Regions from separate parts of the Mus musculus genome. Here all the other regions are linked to region 1. The links are chromatin loops, found by intact Hi-C in ENCODE. Cell type or tissue: left cerebral cortex. All regions are shown on one strand.

Region 1 (5,000 bases):
CAGAAGATGCCCCAACAGGTAAGAAGGACACATGCTCCACTATGTTCATAGCAGCCTTATTTATAATAGCCAGAAGCTGGAAAGAACCTAGATGCCCCTCAACAGAGGAATGGATACAGAAAATGTGGTACATCTACACAATGGAGTACTACTCAGCTATTAAAAAGAATGAATTTATGAAATTCCTAGCCAAATGGATGGACCTGGAGGGCATCATCCTGAGTGAGGTAACACATTCACAAAGAAACTCACACAATATGTATTCACTGATAAGTGGATATTAGCCCCAAACCTAGGATACCCAAGATATAAGATATAATTTGCTAAACACATGAAACTCAAGGAGAATGAAGACTGAAGTGTGGACACTATGCCCCTCCTTAGATTTGGGAACAAAACACCCATGGAAGGAGTTACAGAGACAGAGTTTGGAGCTGAGATGAAAGGATGGACCATGTAGAGACTGCCATAGCCAGGGATCCACCCCATAATCAGCATCCAAACGCTGACACCATTGCATACACTAGCAAGATTTTATTGAAAGGACGCAGATGTAGCTGTCTCTTGTGAGACTATGCCGGGGCCCAGCAAACACAGAAGTGGATGCTCACAGTCAGCTAATGGATGGATCATAGGGCTCCCAATGGAGGAGCTAGAGAAAATAGCCAAGGAGCTAAAGGGATCTGCAACCCTATAGGTGGAACAACATTATGAGCTAACCAGTACCCCGGAGCTCTTGACTCTAGCTGCATATATATCAAAAGATGGCCTAGTCGGCCATCACTGGAAAGAGAGGCCCATTGGACTTGCAAACTTTATATGCCCCAGTACAGGGGAATACCAGGGCCAAAAAGGGGGAGTGGGTGGGCAGGGGAGTGGGGGTGGGTGGATATGGGGGACTTTTGGTATAGCATTGGAAATGTAAATGAGTTAAATACCTAATAAAAAATGGAAAAAAAAAAAGAGTCATAATCAATCGATAGAACAAATAAACTTCAAAGAGCCCATGTCCACATTTTTGGCTTGTTTTCAAGAGTATTGAAAACATAAACTTGAGATGGCTACTTCAGAATTACGTCATTACAAACATTTCAGGGCCGGGTCTCGCGAGCTCTGACTTCCTTGCAAGAGGAGCTGTTGGTTCTTCCGGTCTCTGTTTCTGTGGGAGGTGGAACACTGCTCAGTGGATCCAAGATGCTGAAGAAGAGCTCTGTCTCTCATCCATTGAAATAGATTCAAGCTAATTAGCCATCCTCCGATTCACTTCCTTCCAAAAGTGGGTTGTGAGCTGTGCAACAAAGAATGTCATATTCCACAGGTGGAAAGCCCCTTGCCAGCTCCAAGAATTATGTGGTCACCCTACCGAAACACTTTTACTTACCCCACCCAAAAAAATCATTTTTAAAATTATATGAACTTTTTTCCTCCAGTCATTTATATTTTATTTTATATATTTCCATAACACTGAGGTGTCAGATCTTCCTTGCTCGGCAGTTTTCTAGGACAGCCTTCAAAAGACATTAAGTACATTTTTTTTTAAAGGAAGTAAGTGATGCTGATATTGAGAGTTTTCCTGGTCAATGTGAGACGCTGGCAAGCTTCCACTCTCTGTTCTGCACGATGCTGAATCGATGAGCTCATGTGTTTGGGGTGGGGTTTAACTCTCCCTTCTGTCCCGGGAAGGCTTCTTCCATTCACAGGGCTAGATCTAAAACTGAGACAGCCCATGAGTATGGGCAGCAATACTGAAGAATGTATGAGGGGAAAGTAGGTGGTACTGAACAGGCCCTGTGAGGTAGATGCTGGCTGCATCTGGCTTGAGGGAACAATAGGTCAAAACAGATCAGTTAGACGTCTTCATATAGTTTTCTATCACCCTCCCCCCAGTGTGTGTGTGTGTGTGTGTGTGTGTGTGTGTGTGTGTGTGTGTGTGTCCTCCTTGGATGCCCTAAAGCAATGGGAGAAGCAAATAAACTGAGTGTGACCTAACCAACAAGACGAGCCTGGCTGCTGACGCAAAGGTGACCGAAACCCAGGCAGAGAGCTTCAAGGTAAAGGAAAACAGGATGAAAATGGACCCATGGACTCTTCTAGATTCCAGACAGGATGTTTCAAAATCAGAGGGAAAGAGCCCATGAAAGACAGAAACTATAAAAAGAAACCATCTCAAGAATCGCTAAAAATTACAGTCTCTGCTTAAAAAAAAAAAAAAAAAACACTACGGAGAGATCTGGGTGAGAAGAAGAAGGAAGGCGTGGGTTAGGAGCTGTGATTGCACAGCCTGCTTGCTGATGGGGATCCAATTTTAGAATCCGAATGTGAACGCTGCCGCAGACTCTGACTCTCCTTGCCTGGGAGCTTGCCTCTGCCACCCACATCTGCACCCTATGCAAGGCCAAGGGCTGTGACCTACAGAGCTCTTACTCTGTGTCAAGGCAGGATCCTAGATCCTTTCAACACAGCCTTTACTCTTCACCGTGACTCAGCCAACAAAGTGTCGCTGCCTCGTCTAGTGTTAGCAGCTGAGGCTCAGAAAGATTAAATAAATAAATCGTGAAGCTAATAACAGGCAGGCAGGGCTGGGATGGACTCCAATGAGTTCGAGTTGTGATGCCAATCCGGGATGGAGGTATAATGGGAAAATAAGAATATAGTATGACATCAGCAGAAGTATGACATCAGCAGAAGTATGACATCAATGGAGGCATGACATCAGCGGAGATATGACGTCAGCAGAGGTATGACATCAGCAGAGGTATGATATCACCCAGAAGACAGCAACAAGGATGAAAGTAGATAGTGTATTTGAATTCTGTATCTCTTTCCTACATGTCTAGTCTACATTGTACAGATGTACAATACATTATCTACAGAACACATTATCTCACCTAATCCTCACCACCCTACACAGTAGGAACTCATGTCTTTTGATACAGGCAGAGAGCTTTGAGCCAGCGCTCTTCTAAAATGAGCTACTACACTTTAGAAAACATAGTAGTGCTGGCCAATTGCTCCTCACTCCACAAAGAAGCACTAACCACTTCCTGGGAGCTCCGCACTTGGGACATGCGGGAGCGAAAATCAGTGATGCAGACAAGTGAACATCCCTGCTCTCACAGAACTTAAACTCTCCTGGCATGAGGAGATAGAAACAAACAATCCTGTGAGTTAGATGTGGTGATAAGTAATCCTGGGGAAAGAAAGGAGACGGAGAAGACAAGTATAGAGCAAGATGGGCTGCTATGGAAGGCTTCCTGGACACGTGTGGATGCGGACTTTAATGAAGTACCCGCGTGAGCATTTGCAGCCTAGGAACAGCAAGTGCAATGGTCCTGGGGCAGCCCAACGTGAGGTAAGGTAGTAGAAGAGGAAGCCAGAGAGTAACCTGGGGCAGAAATAAAAACAATTGATTACTCAGTCACTGGACTTTGGATGTGAGCCACCTTAGAGCCTTGGTGGGGTGGGGATGTGGGAGCTGACTTAAAAACGAAGACTTTGACTACAGATGGCATGTTCAAGAGGTATTCTGAGGAAGGAAGCCAAAAAAAGCAGTAACTGAAGAAGGAGAAGGGTCTTTGGAGACTGTGTTGAGAAGAAAAAAATGGTAACTAGGTTCAAATAGGAATAATCCAGTAGTTTAGCATCGTTGGCTGATAGGGGACGTGCCTCCACAATGTCCATGAAGTGGCATGCCTGAGTCATGACTGTAGTCGCCAAAGGCCCAGCACGTGGACCAGGCACATATGGGCAGCACCGCACTTCTCAGATTATGGTCATTTCCTCCAGGAAGTGCAAAGGTTCAGCCCAGACTACTTATGAGAGTGAAGGTAAGCATTTAGCGAAGGAAAAAAGGAGACAATCGTCCCCCAGGAAGATCAAAAGGCGCACGCAGTTAAGAGGGGAGGAGAGGGGAAAGACAAAACTGGACCCAGTGGGCATCAGTGGTTGTGGATTCCAGCTGAGAACAAGAGTGGTCCAGAGGCCACCCTTAGGCATGCTCAGTCAACAGCAGAGCAATGGGCAGGGAGAAGAGAAGAGCAAGGGAAGACATACACAGACTAGACTTAATGATGATTCTAACAGTGAGAGAGATAGTGAGAGGTACAATGGACAGAGACCATGGGGAGGCTGGCAGAGAGCAGGTACTATGAGAGACCGGCATAATCTCGCCTCTAGTTTGAGCTGGATAGAGGAAAACCAGTGATCCTTTGAGAGGGCTGGGGGTGGGCAGAAAGAAGTAAGTCTTCCTGAGGTCAAGGAAGGAAGAGGAGATTGACTGAAGAGAATGTTCCAGTTGTCCTTAAATTCAAAAAGGCCAGGGAAATACTTTGAAAGAAGGCACCAGGGAATTAGAGTCTGCCCATAAAGTTGGCCTCATCCTGATCTTCATTTGGTGAATGGTGTGAGGGAGGTAGCCCTGCTGAACCCAGGGCAGCAGACACAACTCCCCAGTATTAAGGTCAGGCTGCCATTAATAGGACCCTGTGGAATTCTACCTGACTCTCTTGGCCATGGATGGAGGCCTTCTCCGTGCCAGTGGAGGAGGGTGGTCCCTCTCCTTTGAAATCTAACATAAAACTAATAGGCCCCCAAGAGAGCTTACTTCAAGGATAGAGGTAATCTCTACCTTGTCCAATGGAGGATCTACTAGCACACGTCTGACCCCAACCACAACCGGCACATTTTTTGATCATTTTCTTATCACTAATATGAGACTTCTTATTTATCCACCCAAGAAAATCATTTTCAACTGGGAGATCATAGAATGAATCAAACAGAACGGGTTAAAATCCCAAGGGAGCAAACACTTCTCCTTAAATAACTGAGGTCTACATTTCCCAGAAAAAAAATGACTGGAGGTAATAATTAGAAAGGGGCTTGTGGTATCATGGACCTTCGGGATGTTCTAGAAGATATAGCAGAGTGGTATCTGTACCTCCTGAAGAAACTATTCCATAGCACTGGCTCCCTATGAAACATCAAAGGAACCTATCTGTGGA
Region 2 (5,000 bases), 140 kb before region 1:
AGGCCCAAAGTGGGATCCAGCTCAAGGGAGGTCCCAGGGCCCAACACTATTACTGAGGCTATGGAGCACTCACAAAAAGGGATCTATCATGACGCCCTCTGAAAGACCGAACAAGCAGCTGAAAGAGTCAGATGCAGATATTTGCACACAACCAATGGACAGAAGCAGCTGACCCCTGTTGTTGAATTAGGGAAGGCTGAAAGAAGCTGAGGAGAAGGGTGATCCTGTAGGAGGACCAGCAGTCTCAATTAATCTGGACCCCTGAGATCTCTCAAACACTGGACCACCAAGCAGACAGCACACACCAGCTGATATGAGGCCCCGAACACACATACAGCAGAGGACTTCCAGGTCTGTGTTCATTCAGAGATGATGCACCTAACCCTCAAGAGACTGGAGGCCCCAGGGAGTTTAGAGGTCAGGTGGGGTGGGGAGCATCCACGTGGAGAAGGGGTGGGGTGTGGAGAAGGTGTGGGATGTGGAGCAGTCAGGGGATGGATGAGTGGGCGGGGAATGGAATGGAATGGAATGGAATGGAATGGAATGGAATGGAATGGAATATGGAGTGTAAAAAATAAATTAAAAATAAAATAATTTTTTTAAAAGTGCATGGCTCCAATAGTTCTTATTTCTATTCATGCACCGCCCCCCCCCCGCCCCCACTGTTTGTCTCTTTCTTAGGAGTGACTCCTTAATTTGTTTCTATGGTTGGTCTGCAGCTGTACATAGAGAAGGCATATTGCATATCCTGTATAATACCTATTCAATAAAAGATGGTGAATGTAGTCACATTTTCACATCTAAGATAACTCCTTTAGAAGAAAGGGAGTTGGCTTTGGTACAGGCTTCCAGAGGCTTCCTGGACATGGTTTGTTGGCCGATTCCTCTGACGCCTGTAGCTGTTCACACATCATGGAGGGGCAGTCCATGGTTGAGCAACCATTAACTCACATGTGTGAAAAAGACAAAGAAAAAGAAAAGGGTCCACAGAATTCTTCAAGGTCACATCCACTGTACTGAAAAAAAATCTGCCCATAGGCCCCATTTCTTGACATGTCTACTACCTCGAAATAACTAAAATGAGGGCCAAGCCTTCAGCTTGAAAGCATTGGGGAACAGGTCAGCCTCCAACTTTACAAAGGACGTTCTTCCTCCACTTGAAGTGGAACTAGATTGTACTGATGAAATGCTATGTCTGTATGTTTGGACTTACGACTTCAGGGGGTCACCCTGCAGTTAATACAAATGTCCTTTGTATCCGTCGCTGCCGTGGTCAGCAGAGCTCGCTGGGCTTTAGCAGCAGGAGTTAGAACGTGTTCCTCCTGCATCTCATACCCACAGCAGCACCAAGACCACCGGACAATCCCCCCTCACTTCAGAGGCATTCTCTAGCATAACATCTTGGGGCAGCCTCTGTAAGTTTTAATACCACAGCATGTCAATCACCAACAGATCTTTATCCATTTACCCTGAGACCACTTAAGGAAGGACGCTGATTGAACTTGACAACATTTTAAGAGCGCCTTCATTTGGAGGGTTAGCAAGAGTAAGGACTGAGAATGGCATCAATTAGTGGAAATACCGCTAATAATATAAAATATTGACATAGGCAAAGATGCACAGGGGGTAAGCAAGATCGGTGACAGCAATGCTTGTCTGCTAAGGATATTCTTCTGCTCCTCGTGCCTCCAGCTCTCTATCCGATATTAAAAGTGCCGAGTTAAAAGAACGGGGTATATACCCAATACGACTGCTAATTGAATGCATGTTCCTTCTCCCCTCACCTACCTGGAATAGTTTTCCCCCAAACTTGTCAACTTTCAGAACTCACAGATCTGTCAGGCAAGTAGCTCAGCTCACCCATCCCCCACTCCCACCCCCTCCCCCACCCCCTCCTCTCAGCCTCCAGAAAACACATGCATTTCCATATGCGTTATTGTGTGGCTCCTAAGGAGTATTGCTTCTCTCTGGAAAGTGTGGGAGACACATCGCACTTTGCGAGACAGCATCTCCGAGAGCAGATCTGTCATGACAACGTGGCTGATACACTGCCCTTCCGGTGGTAGGGGTTACGCTCCGCCTGGGTTACGCAGGACTTGATAGCTCAATTGTGCTTAATGAATGAAAAACAGCGAGTTTAAAAATAACACGGAAAGGGATGCCAGTATTTTACACGGGCCAAGTTTAGCACTTCCATATTACATAACCCTCCTGAAGATGAGAGGACTACATACTTCTACCAGCTTCCCCCTGGATTTTTCCAAAGCCGGAAGTAAATCCCCATCCAATATTCCCACCCTCCTTATCTGCAGCTATATTTACCCCCCACGAGGCTCTTTCCCTCTTCTGATCCTAGCTTGCTGTCTGGTTTCCATATGTTAATCTCTGCCACTTCAGTTGTCCTGCAGACCTGCTTCCAGATTGTATCCCACTTTCCTCTCCTAGTTAAAGCCGCGGTCCCTGTTAACTCTCTTCTCTCTGATGCTTGCAAGGAATCGGCTTACTTAGAGTCCACCCTACCTCACTGATCTCTTGCCATAACTCTGCCAGTTTCTCCAACTGCATCCCAAAGGCGTTTCAGATGCGCTCCTGAGCCGCGGACCCATTATGTCATGTGCCTACACGTTACATAAAGCCCTCTGGAAACAGAGAACTGTAGCGGCTCCACTGTAAAGATACTCGGCTAGCAGCACTGTTCTGCAGATGTCAGGAAATAGTCTCTTCTCCTTCCAGACTAGCCAGGAACACGGGTCTGAAACACAGCAATAAATAAGTCTGTTAAGCATAAGGCCCTTTGAGACTGCTGTTGTCTTGCCACGTGGTAATGGAGACGAGTTAAAGCTGCCCTTTGTGAGGAATGCTCAGAATAGCAAGCTTTCTCCCAGCTCCATTCAGGCTGGTTTCTTTCTCTCCGTCCCAGAGTATTTATAGCCCGAGCCTCTCGGGAGGCTAATTACATCCTGTCTGCAATTATTATCTGATTATTTTTGTGGTGCATAGGTTGTCTCTGTGGTTAAATTCTTCGTTCTGACAAAACAGTTCTGCCTTGTGGGTGTTACCTTCCAGTGAGTGATCTCTTAAGACTCTACTGTAATCTGAATACATGTCATGATGGATAGCCTTATCCATCCGGGGCACTTGAAGATTGCCATGCAATCCTGAATCTCGTTTAAACCTTCATAATAAGATATAGTCCATTCTACTCCAAATCCAGATTGTCTCTCTAGATAGGGAACCAGTTGCCAAGGTCTTAGTGTAGAGATTCCAAAGGCTCAGGACAAGCTTGACTGAGGACAACATTCTCTGTCTCCTAGGTCTAGCATCCTGCTCCTTCCTGACTTCTCATCAGGACCTCCCAACGTACCTGCTAAGCTTCTCAGCTCTGTGGGTCTTGCTCTGCTCAGCTCATTATAAATCCTCAGTGGACAGAGAGTCAAAACTAGACATCATACGTACTTCCCACAAGAACCTTTTTTTTTTCACCCATAAAAATGGCTACACCATGCACAGACGTGTAGAACTAAAAATCCAGAGAGCTCCAAGGTTCGACATGTTAGACAGGGTTTTTCAAAAAATAGTTCCCTATGGAGTTAATGAATTCACGATTACACAAAAGGTTGCTATACACAAAATTTGCCATATGGAAAGGTAGTTTGTTTAGCTGAGGCAGTGGTAAGGGAGTTTTATTAGAAGGCTGACCTGAAATTTTTACATGAAATGATTGTATCTTCAAAAGGGATGATGAAGCATACAGAACTCACTCAGCCACAGAAAACGACTTTCAGTAGGGTCATTCCCAGAACACATTTTAACAGATGTTTCAGGATTGGATATATAACTAGAATGGTGTTTTAAATGAAAATATAATTGCTTTGATATTCCTGGACAATGGAGCTTAACACCAAATTTTCTTCCTAGTCCTTGGAACTCAATGGGCCACTTCGTTGGATTGCTACCTGTTCTCTTTGAGGCTATTAGCCTGCCATATTTGTTAGCAATAGAAACACATAATACACACTGCAAAAAAATCAGTATTTCATAAGTGCTTCAATAGTCAAAAGCACGTTTTTAACTTTTTGGAATCTCTATTCTCAGGATAGACCTTGGCAATTTGGTTCTCGTCTAGAGAGACAATCTGAACCTAGACAGGAGAGAACTATGTCTTCTTACGAAGACCAAAATGAGATGCGGGATTACATGGCAACCTCCAAGTGGCCCAGATGGATAAGGCCTCTTTTGTGTCATTCTATAAAGAACTCAGCTACGATGGGCAGATGCAACTGAGAGAAAATCTGTTCAGAGTGAAGACGAGTTTGAATCCTTGATGTCCAAAGTCGGAATACAGTTTTTGGAGTTACCTTTTCACGCTGTAATCAAGCAGATCGCTGCTTATGAAACCCAGTATTCTACATCCAGGAAGCTGTAGAGGCTTGTTTGCATCTTAAGTGACTGCCTACCGATCCTATGTTATCAGTCATGGCAATAGAAGGCAAGCAAACATGACTTTTAAATGATGCGCTTTATCAAAAGCATAGACTGACCATCACTGTAGCTTGTAGCCCGTGTTGTGTAGCTCAACAAACGGGACTGTATGGAGTTTCTAGCCTTGGGGGCTAATGTTCTCACGGAACTCCTCATAAACCCACCTTCATAGGGCAACTTAAGTTGCTTTAAAAAAAAAAACTGTGTATGAATGTTTGCTCATACGTATCTATGTGCACTGTGTGTTTGCTGTGCCCACAGATCCCAGAAGGGCCACCAGATCTTTTGGAATCAGATAGGTATGAGCCATTATGTGGGTGCTAGGAACTGAACCTGGGTCTTCAGCAAGAATTCTTAAGTCGCTAAGGTACCTCTCTAGCTGTTTAAATGACTTCTTTCTAGCCGACTTTAAGAATTCCTTCGGAGTCAAGGTTCTACTGGTGTTTCTCTTCTCCTTCATCCCCTCTCCTCCCCTCTCCTCCCCTCTCCTCCCCTCTCCTCCCCTCTCCTCCCCTTCC
Region 3 (5,000 bases), 160 kb before region 1:
TGGGGAACACCACAGTGAACAGAAACCATGCTTTGACAGTGGACCCCGGGAACTAGATTCATAGGCAAGTCAGTCACAGTCTTGGAAGACCAAGTCTAGAATGTTCACCAGGCACTGCTGTGTCAACAGCCCAATTAGCCTGGGCTCCACCCAGTCCCCAGATCACCACCTCTCTTCATCAGAGGCAATTCTAAATCTCATCGTTCTTAAGAAAATAACAAGACGGGCTTCTTTATAAATTCATTTTGAAAAAAAAAAGGGAGGGGGGGAGAAAATGTATCTAAATCACCCACCATAGGAGATATGCAATAAAAACAATTTTGCTTGCTTTAAGCATGAGGCTTTAGAGCATGGCTCTCGGTCTCCCTTATGTTGCAACCCTTTAACTGAGCTCGTCATGTTGTGGTGACCCCCAGCCATAAAACTATTTTCATTGCTACTTCATAACTGTAATTTTACTACTGTTATTTAGTGTAATATAAATATTTGATACGCAGGATATCTGATAAGCTACCCCCAAGGGGGTTGCAAACCATAGGTTGAGAAATGCTCCGTTAAAAGTTAGGGAAAGATGAACACTGCCTCCCCTCCGAACAGGACAGGTTCCACTGTAAGGGAAATTATGTGACCTGTGTCTCAAAAGACCTGATCTCAGGTATTCATTTCTGTGCCATCCTGAACTGATTCTCATATTGCCTAATAATGCTTGTTTGATTTCATTCTTGATCATGTTGGGCATGTGCTCAGGGTGGGTTCAAGTAGGTGGCTCATCCCTGGTCCACATGGTGTTGGTTGAAACAGCTGAGGCGAAAAGATCTGTTTCTATGATAGTTAAACTTCTCTGCCAAGGATTTAGCTTCACCTGGAGTTTAGTGAAACATATCTCCATAGGTATGTCTTAGTCAGGGTTTTACTGCTGTGAATAGACATTATGACCAAGCCAAGTCTTATAAGGAAAACATTTAATTGGAGCTGGCTTACAGGTTCAGAGGTTCAGTCCATTATCATCATGGCAAGAACATGGCAGCATTCAGGCAAGCATAGTGCAGGAGGAGCTGAGAGTTCTACATCTTCATCTGAAGGCCACTAGAAGAAAACTGTCTCCCATGTGATTAGGAGGAGGGTCTCAAAGCCCAACCCCACAGTGACACACTTCCTCCAACAAGGCCACACCTACTCCAACAAGACCACACCTCCTAATAGTGTCACTCCCTAGGCCATAAATATTCAAACCACTACAAGGTATTTCTGTGAAAAATGTCAGCCAGGCATGGTGGTACACGTCTTTAATCCCAGCACTCAGGAGGCAGAGGCAGGTGGATTTCTGAGTTTGAGGCCAGCCTGGTCTACAGAGTGAGTTCCAGGACAGCCAGGGCTACACAGAGAAACCCTGTCTCAAAAAACCAAACCAAACAAACAAAAAAAGTCACCGAAGTGGATTAGCTGAAAGGAGGAGACCCACACTGAATGTGGGAAACGTCATCCCTCAGGCTATGAACCCGAAAAAATGAAGGGCAAAAAGAAGAAGCAGGTGTCTTCATCTTTTCTGCTCCCTGGCCTCTGATGTGATGGGCTCTACCATACCTTCTCTCATCGGATGATTGATAAACTCTAAAACCTTGGGAGAGAAGATGATACATGGGGAGAATAGAACAGAGAAAAGCAAGGACCAAAGAGATAAAGTAAGGGTATTGATGACATTAGTTCCTAGTCACTGTGACAGAACACTTGGCAAACAATTCACTGAGGAAGGAGGATACAGTTTTGTCCAAGGTTTCTCTGGGTGTCTTGGGTTTCTTCCAGTCATGGCAGCCTTGGGATAGCCTGACCTATTCCATGGCAGCCAGTTTCCTCCAAAGCTAGCATTCCCAAAGACAGGAAGTGGAAGTCTCTGAGACTTGAGTTGGTCATATTCTATTGATAGAATAGTCCCAGGGCCTTGCCTGACGAAAAGGAAGCAGGTACAGATGCAAACCCCATCTCTCAATAAAGAAGCAAAGCAAAGACACCTTTCGTATCTCACAGATGTGTGGGGCATCACCAGCAGAGATGTAGAAAGACAGTCCTAGAACACAGACTGTGGAGATGGCTCCTGGAGATGCACTCAGACTTTCTTTCTCCCAGCTTAGAGTGTAAGGCTCGTAGGCAGGAGGAGGGAGGGCTGGAACTACTTCCTTCCTTTGCTGAAAATGCAAAGTCATTTGTGTAGACCAGAGAGACATCATTTCCTTACAGAAAAGGAAACTGGGACTCTAATTTAACACTTCTCAGCCTGGAGATGCTTTATCTAGGTAGGGATGAGGAAGTCTTGTGGTCAGTAGTCGAAAGGGAGAGTGCTTTGTGACCATTCTTTCTCATTCTTCTGTGTTTACAGACATCCTCTGTAGGTTCTTTATAGTCCCCTCCGCCATACTGGTGAGGGTGTTTGTTCACTGTTGGTATTGTTTACTGTTGACACTGCATACATTTTCTCACCTGAGTTCCCATCAAACTTCGAGCAGCTAAGGTTAAGCAGGCGTCTTCCTACACCCCGCTGCCAGCACACGCCCTTCCCGCTCTGCACCAATAGTTTTTGTTATTGCAAAGTGTGACAACTTCTATGTATAAGTTATATCCTCAAAGGACTTCTCATGTTGAAGCGTCATAAAATAAAGGCAAACACCACAATGTACAAGCAGCAAAGACTACAGTGGTCCAGGAGATGAGCCTAAGATATCAGTTGGCTTTTAGGCGATCACATGATCCTGGGTGATCTCATGAAGGCTATGCAAACACACACACACACACACACACAGAGAGAGAGAGAGAGAGAGTAGTTAGGATACAAATTTAGAAGAGAAAAATATTCTTTAAGCAACTTTTTAAAGACAGGCATATGTTCTAGGGGCGTGACATATGTTGACCATATAAATGAGACAACTAAATCTAAATCTAAGTGTTTCCTTTCTTTCCTGCTTGCCTTAACTGATCTTGCAGCAGAACTGAATCAGCGACCACTGTTGCCTGTCTTAACTCCTCCTACCCAATGTTCCATCATTTTAACCATCATAGCTAATGAGACTTGGACTCTGCTTGGCACTCTCTGCCAGTAAAACGCACCCCTTTCCTGCTCAACCCACCCTCAGGTTTTCCTTAGTGTGAGATCATCCAGAGTGTATCATGGAGAAAGTTATCAGAAGCAGAGGGAGGGACAAGAGCCAGGCTGCCAGCCCCGCTGAGCCGCCCTCACCTCGTCCCACACACTCTCTCTGACTTCACTATTTTGCTGCCGATTCATCTGTCATCTGCTCCTCAGCACCCTCATAAATAACACCAAAGTAAGCTCAATCAGAATTGCTAGCTCACACAGAGGGAACGGCCCGAAGAACAGCCCCATAAATGTGGGACTCCGGAGAGCGAGAACTGAGACCCAAACATTTAAAAATGTCTCTCTCCCAGGTCACAGAGCCAGAGCTCCTGATGCCAACGTGACAAGTTCCAAAGAGAAAGAAGGCTACAGTCCTTTTTCTTTCTAAAGACTTATTTTTCAATTTTTAATCGTGCGTGTATGTGTATGTCTACATGTAGGTATGTGCACATGAGTGTGGGTGTCCCAGAGGCCAGAAGAGCTCATTAGATCCCTGGGAGCTGGATGGTTTTGAACCACCCAGCATGGGTATTGGCAGCCTCACTTGGGGCCTCTACAAGAACAGCTTGTACTCTTCATAGCGGAACTGTGCATCCCTCTCGCCCCTGCCCTCTTAACAAAATGAAAAAATAAATCACAGGAATGCTACTTTAAATAAAGGACTCATCCCACCTCCTTGACTACAAATGGCCTGAGAATATCACAGATTTCTCCAAATTCAAAACAAGGGACCTCCAAGTGGGGATTTTAAATCAAGTCAAGGAAAAGAGGGAGAAGTGCCCAATCATTAGACGAGGAACATGTTGTGTTTTCCAGGGTCTTTCTGACCTACAAGGAATGTTGACCAACTGTTTTGTACATGAAAGTAAATGCTTACTGAAAATTCACTCTAAGAATAAGAAATTTTGTGTGTTTTCCTTCTAGGGTCAAATCCATGCCTTCCATAAATAGGTAATAACAATGCAGATTAAAATGTGTTAAAATTGAAGGATAATGAAACTTTAATGATAAAAATATGGCTTTATTAACATCCAAGCGACAACACTGAACTGCTAAAAAATAGACAGTTCCTCTTTAACCATCAGAGAGGAAACTGGCTTGCAGAATGCCAATTATACAATTAGGAAAACTATAATAATGTTTGCCTGTTTTTGCTTTAATAACTGTGTTATTATTGAAACAAAATAGTACTTATGTTATCCTCACATTGAAGCCAATAAAAATTATAAGGCAGCTGATTTTGTTTAAAATGTCTATTTATTACAGATTTCTTTCTAGATTTAACCACCACAAAAATGATTTTATGGCTATAAATATGGATGACCAGATAATTTAATACCACATTATCTTAGCCAAATCAAATCATAACATATTTGACTTTTATCTTCCACACAGTAATTTCTCTTTAGCTGTTTTTTTTTTTTATTCCCCCAAGCTTTCTTGATATATTCTGACTGGCTGGTTGTCTGGCTTTTGGTCAGTAACCACAATCATACAATGCACAGTGACACTGCAGAATGCATGGGGTCAAAAGCCCTGCAGTTAAGCATAAGACATGTGTGGAGTTAAGGAGTAAGACCAATACAATGAACCGAGGCACAATTGGTTGTGGAAAGCTGATGACGAGCGCATGGCTTGGGTCGAAGTGTAAAACATAAAAAAAGAAAAGAAAAGAAGTTTCTTTACCAGGGTCTGTGATTGAATTAGACTAGGCTAGCCCTACACTGTGGAGCTCACAGGAAAGAGCAAGCTAGCAAGAAAGTCTATTATGCCAGATTATCCTTTCTTCCATCCACCTGGTCTATGATGAGTCCCTAAGAAACAGAGAGCTGACTATAGCAAAGGGTAGAAGGAATCAGGAGGCAGGGCGCTC

The links. Hi-C counts contacts between places; a loop is a spot of excess contacts. Peaks named below come from ENCODE experiments on the same cell type or tissue, not always from the same donor. Only the 100,000 strongest peaks of a DNase experiment are listed, where the experiment ranks them.
Region 2: it touches region 1 in a loop (5-fold over the local background); 5 of 42 quality-filtered maps call a loop at or near these places.
Region 3: a loop joins it to region 1, with 5 times the contacts of the local background. A loop is called at or near these places in 3 of 42 quality-filtered maps.

The regions. Positions count from the first base shown.
Region 1 is chr15:93,687,578-93,692,577 of GRCm38, reverse strand. All of the region lies in intron 1 of Gm41387 (a long non-coding RNA gene), which reads right to left. Among named protein-coding and RNA genes, the nearest start is that of Gm30339, 16 kb to the left of the region's middle. In left cerebral cortex, no CTCF peak of the experiment used is centred here; DNase peaks (open chromatin) are centred at 1,243, 1,719, 2,324 and 3,002; H3K27ac peaks cover 1,407 bases.
Region 2 is chr15:93,822,667-93,827,666 of GRCm38, reverse strand. No RefSeq gene overlaps it. Among named protein-coding and RNA genes, the nearest start is that of 9430014N10Rik, 100 kb to the left of the region's middle. In left cerebral cortex, no CTCF peak of the experiment used is centred here; DNase peaks (open chromatin) are centred at 2,308 and 2,595; H3K4me3 peaks cover 1,041 bases; H3K27ac peaks cover 2,277 bases.
Region 3 is chr15:93,844,141-93,849,140 of GRCm38, reverse strand. No RefSeq gene overlaps it. Among named protein-coding and RNA genes, the nearest start is that of 9430014N10Rik, 80 kb to the left of the region's middle. In left cerebral cortex, no CTCF peak of the experiment used is centred here; DNase peaks (open chromatin) are centred at 2,148 and 3,092; H3K27ac peaks cover 2,311 bases.